Linked DNA regions of Homo sapiens: region 2 is linked to region 1. The links are chromatin contacts, found by POLR2A ChIA-PET in ENCODE. All regions are on one chromosome and are shown on one strand. The core of a region is the stretch at or near the end of the contact, and the rest is flanking DNA. Distances in the headings are between cores, read along the strand shown. Region 1 overlaps LPP (LIM domain containing preferred translocation partner in lipoma). Region 2 overlaps LPP (LIM domain containing preferred translocation partner in lipoma).

The links. ChIA-PET counts read pairs that join two places held with the same protein, here RNA polymerase II (POLR2A).
Region 2: POLR2A ChIA-PET joins it to region 1 with 11 read pairs in BJ. The contact joins two enhancer-like sites. POLR2A ChIA-PET finds 5 or more read pairs at or near these places in 3 of 52 experiments (BJ, WTC11 and activated CD4-positive, alpha-beta T cell).

Annotation. Positions count from the first base shown.
Region 1 is chr3:188,383,990-188,386,677 of GRCh38, forward strand. The region is part of intron 3 of LPP (LIM domain containing preferred translocation partner in lipoma); the gene reads left to right. Among named protein-coding and RNA genes, the nearest start is that of LPP-AS1, 180 kb to the right of the region's middle. Within about 2 kb of position 1,367, at least 4 of the 41 ENCODE cell types and tissues checked have a DNase peak (open chromatin) inside an H3K27ac peak, as active enhancers do.
Region 2 is chr3:188,605,618-188,608,305 of GRCh38, forward strand. The region is part of intron 6 of LPP (LIM domain containing preferred translocation partner in lipoma); the gene reads left to right. It overlaps LOC124906316 (a long non-coding RNA gene), which reads right to left. Exons shown (of 5, transcript XR_007096213.1): 4 at 1,976-2,153; 5 at 1-6. Among named protein-coding and RNA genes, the nearest start is that of LPP-AS1, 38 kb to the left of the region's middle. Within about 2 kb of position 1,326, at least 3 of the 41 ENCODE cell types and tissues checked have a DNase peak (open chromatin) inside an H3K27ac peak, as active enhancers do.

The sequences.
Region 1 (2,688 bases), core at 117-2,616:
TTGTTTTACACGTTCCTCTCCTTAGAAAGAGATAAGTATGGTTTCTTTTCTTTAGTTCTTGCTAATAGGATACCCAACATATTGAAAATGGTACTCCATTGTTTTAATTCTCATCCTCTCTGACCATTAGAAATATTTTGCTCCATGTGTCTTTGACGAAGTTTATGTATTGTTTTATGAAGTGTAAATTCTTGCCCTTGCCCATTTGATCTATTGAGTTTATGCCTTCTTTCTTTATTTGGGATCCAAAATATTTATTAACTCTCTGCCTGACCTATTTGTTCCAAACATTTTTTCCAAGTCTGTTTGCCTTTTTAGTTATGGTAGTGTATGTATGTGCATGTGTGTGTGTGTGTGTGTGTGTGTATAGATCTACATACATGTGTACACACCATATATATATGGCTTATAATGGGGACAGAATCACTTAGCAGATGGGCAACCCTGATGATCCAGGTATTTACGAAGGGACTCAAACCATCTTCAGTTGTCTAGGTATTCAGAAGAAAAAAATTCAGAAGGCTGGGCGCAGTGGCTCACGCCTGTAATCCCAGCACTTTGGGAGGCTGAGGCGGGCAGATCATGAGGTCAGGAGATTGAGAGCATCCTGGCCAACATGGTGAAACCCCGCCTCTACTAAAAATTCAAAAATCAGTCAGGCATGGTGGCACATGCCTGTAATCCCAGTTACTTGGGAGGCTGAGGCAGGAGAATCGCTTGAACCACGAAGTCGGAGGTTGCAGTGAGCTGAGATTGCGTCACTGCACTCCAGCCTGGGCGACAGAGCGAGACTCTGTCTCAAAAAAAAAAAAAAAAAAAAAAAAAAAAAAAAAAAATTTCAGAAGTCCCGGAGTCCTTTCCATGATGCATTTGAAGGGCCAGAGAGATAGAGGCATGCCCTATGTAGTACATCTTGCTGCTGTCCCTCGTGTGTTTACCCTATGGGTCAAATGAGATGGTGTTGGAGCAATCAAAGGATACAGACCAGTACCCAGCCTTTCTTGTCAAGACTTTGCCTCTCCTTGGGATGTTCACACACACCTACCCCTATTTTCTTTAGGGATCTAGTTGCTTACTTATTTTAGACAGTACATCCTTTATGGCCTTGCTGAAATGTAACTCCTTGATGGAATCTCCTCTGGTTTCTTTCTATCTGTCCACCTCAATTGAGAACTGATTTCCTTCCCCTGAACCCCTCACCTTCCCATAGTGCTTTAGCTGTAGCTTCTTTATTCAATGTTTCACTTTTTACTTTGGACCAGAGATATTTATGAACTTTACAAAATCTCTTTTAAGGCAGATATTTCAGTTCTCTTTGCATTAACACAGGACTTGTTGGATGATTGAGTAAGCGTGTGGGGGGGTGTGAAGAGAGGGTTCATTTGTTCCTTCCTCGTGACAGAGCTGAGAGGGGAAGGGCCCTTGCTGGTGGTGGATGGGCCCTGAGGGTTAATTGGGCTGAGTGTGGCCACAAAGCAGAAAGACTTGCTGTGCTTTCTGAACTTACGTAAGTTACAAACACTATTAAAATGTCACAAACAAATAAGAGAATGAGGACTGTACTTAGGTTCCATACTTGTGGTATGGAAAGCTATCTAAAATAAAATTAGCTACATATCTCTGCAGATTTCTCTGATTCACTCTACAAAGAAGCAAGTGTTTAATCTAATTCTGCAAATATTTGAGACTCTTTACCAGGCGTTGTGGAACATGCTTTATGACTGGAAAAGATGATAAAGGCATAGTTTCTGCCCTAAGGAGCTGTTTGTGCATCTGTTGGAGGATATAGATATTTTAACAGGAAGATTCTAACACTAGGTAGGCTGGGTCCTTTGTGATAAAGTCTGCATTAGAAATATGTGAGAAGAAAAGATTAACCTGAGTGCGGTCTCTCATGAAGTTGCTAGTATACTCTTCTTTCTTTATGCATTTAACCCCAAAATTATCTCTACTGAGATGATTCTTCTTTTGTATGTCAAATTTTACTTGGCTTCTCCCTCACCCTGACTCCTAGTCCCACCATTTTAATTTTATCATGATTTGAATAATATCACAAGGGAATGAAGAATTTATTCTTTTTTTCAATAGGTGAACAAAAAAAAGTATGAGAAATGATTGATGTGTATTTCAACATTGAGAAAACCCAAGGAATTAGGAAGAAAGTTCTCTGGCATATCAGGAAATAGGAAATGATCTCACCAATTGCTAGAAGTGGTTGCTCAGTCTCTTGGAAAGTGCACCTTCAGTAGATAGCACTTAAGTCATAGCATGCGCGCACACACACACACACACACACACACACACACACACACACACACATAATCTCTCTGCCTTATTAGCCATTTATTCTCTACTGTCTTTCAGTAGATGATTTCTTTTACCTTGTTCCTTTCTAAATATTACCTCCACTGGGACCTAATTACAACCCCTCAAAATTCACATTACATTGGAATAGATGTGAGCTCCCAATGTTATCTTTAGGCATTACAGAATATTAGAAACTGACTGTGGTTATCCATTGTGTATGCAGGTATATAAACCTCTTTTGCCCAAATCGTTGTCAGACTGCAGTGAGAAAAGTCAAGGAAATATTTCTTACTAGCTTCTGAATGTTGTATGAATTTTCCCCGAAGAATGATAATAATGCAAGCTGAGACTTTTTATATTCTAAAGTAAACATCCAAAGCC
Region 2 (2,688 bases), core at 76-2,575, 220 kb after region 1:
ATGGTCCTGGAGACAATCGAGAGACAAAAGCAGAGATCTGGTGTCAAATAAAGGGAATCATTATTCAGCGGCTATTGAGCAATATATTGGGTATTGTCATTAGTAACAATTTCACAGAAAGATTTAAGAAGCATTTTATTTTTCGTAAGATAATATTCCATTTGATGCAGATAGATAGCTTTCTGGTAAACTAGGTTGATCCAGAGATAAAGATTAAAAAATTCCCAGGGACATTTGGTTAACATTTTACTTCCAATGGTTCTCAACTAGAGAGGAAACCACCTCCTGATGGGGAGTTTGGAAATGAATGGGCACATTTTTATAAACTGTCACAATGACTGGAGGACACTGTTATCATTTATCGGGTAGGGAGCAAAATACATTACTGTCAAACTCAAGAAGACCATAGTACTCTGTTGAGAGACACTGATAAACTCTTGTGCCACATATGTTTCTCTGGCTTGCTGATTGTGAAGTTCCGAGCTGACTGTCAAGAACGGTCACAGACCTTCTCTAGATTTTCACCTCCACAGTACTCTCTTTGTCCTGAACCTAGAGGAGATGACGGCTCTGCCTCTGCTAGTTCCATATTATTTCCCTGTCCTTCGTGACTCCTCTGCAATTACATGGGGCCATGTACATAATACCTGTGTAAATCAGATCCTTGAGAAGACCTAGTTGGTGTGTGCTGTCATTTTTATTTGAATCCTGACTCTTATGGCTATCTTTTCCACATATCATTTGTCTCAAATATAGTTTCCTAGGGATCTCATAGTTCCAGATTTAGCTTCCTGTTAAGTTACAAGAAGCTCTTGGATAGAGTGGTATCTTTTTGTTTGGTTGGTTTTTGTGTTTTGTTTTGTTCTGTTTTTTTGGATATTCGTCTTTAAAAGGGTAAACTTGTCATTTACTTTTGTAATTTAAGCAGCCTGGATATTCTTGTCTTGTTGGTGGAGGGGCTTTACCTTTCTGCTTGAAGGTGGTCCCAATAGTACTAAATAGAAACATAGTTTCCTCATTAAGCAATTTATTAAAATATGTATGTTCAAGACATTCCTAAAAAATACTCAGTTAAGACTCCAACATTCTATTACAGAGGACGTGGAAAAGGCATTTTGAACCTAGAAAAAATTTAAGGTCAGATTTTTCTCGTCAATAATGCCAGTCATAAAAAAGTCAGCGTAGATGGGCATTGAATGAAAGAGGGAATAAAGCTTTGCTTTTCTTTGATGACTCAAGATCAGCAGAAACCCAGAGTTCCTATTTTGAACACTTTACAAACCCAACTATAAATGGAGACAGTGACTGAGCAACTGGGCTGATGACAGGCATGCTCTCTGCTGCAGCTGTAAAGTCTGCCCCAAGAAAGCAGTTCAAAATTTGCATAGTTTGAAATTGAAAACCAATAACATTCATTAACAAAAAAGAATATAGACCTAACTCCTTAAAAGTAACTTTTTTTTTATAAGTTTCTTCTTTCAGTCTCTTTCTTGGTGAAGACACACACACACACACACACACACACACACACACACACACACACACACACTATTTAAACATCCTGAAGTCTTTGAATTAAAGCAACAGGGCACAATTTCAGGAGCCATTGCTTTCTTCTAGGAAATACCTCACTATTAGAGCTCTCTTTGGAGATGAGAAGATTTTTCTCAACTTTATTATGAATTCCATTGTGTATGTGTGAGCACGTTTCTGAATATTTTACATATTATAACTGTATGTTTGAAAATAGAAGATATATATATATATATATATATATATATATATATATATATATATATAATTTTTTTTTCCTTTGCAGTTTTACGTGCCTTACATCACGGGAGCTGGAAGGGGTAGAGAATAGGAATAATTTTAAAGCATATTTATTTATGTTCTTCATGGTTAAAGAAAACTATGCCAACATTCTTCTGGCCCACATATTCAATTAAATACATAGTGAATCTTTTCTACTTACTGGATTATTTGGTGCTTCCAAGCATTTATTTTTGGCATTTCATTTCGTTTTTGTTTTTGCAGGAATTTTTGAAGTTTTATTATGATTTAACATTTTTATTTTGAAAATCGAGCACATTTTAAAAATTACTCTGCTGTAGCTGTAGTCTGCCCCCAAAAACAGATACTTCAAAATTCACCTATTTTGAAAATAAAAATGCAGGTATAGAAATTTACATATACAGATTACTTATTTATCTATGATTTGTTATGTGTATATAAATCTATTTATACAATCATCTATAAATACAGATATGCAAATATGTTATTTTTTGAGACTTAAATGTCTGTAGCAATCCTTTTTTTATGTGGTATTTTTCCATTAGTCATTTTCTAAGCCTCTTCAACATGTAAAGCTCTGTGAGGTTAATGGGGGGAGAGTGGTGTCCTAGGATGATGAATAGTGTGTCTCTCCCTGTCCCCCAGTCTGGTAGAGAAGCTGTGCACAATAGATTAGACCAAATAGATTTCTACATTTTCAATCAGAATTAGCTGTGGCCAGGAGATAAGAACAGACAAGGTGCACCCCTGTGTGTCTGCCTTCTCTCTTGGAGCAGGCCCTCCACTTCCCCTTTTGTTTAAGTTCAGATAACATGTTACATTGTTTATGTCACTATTCTTCATGACCAATTGTCACAAAACTTTTCCTCTATGTTACTTCTTTTAGAAGTTTTA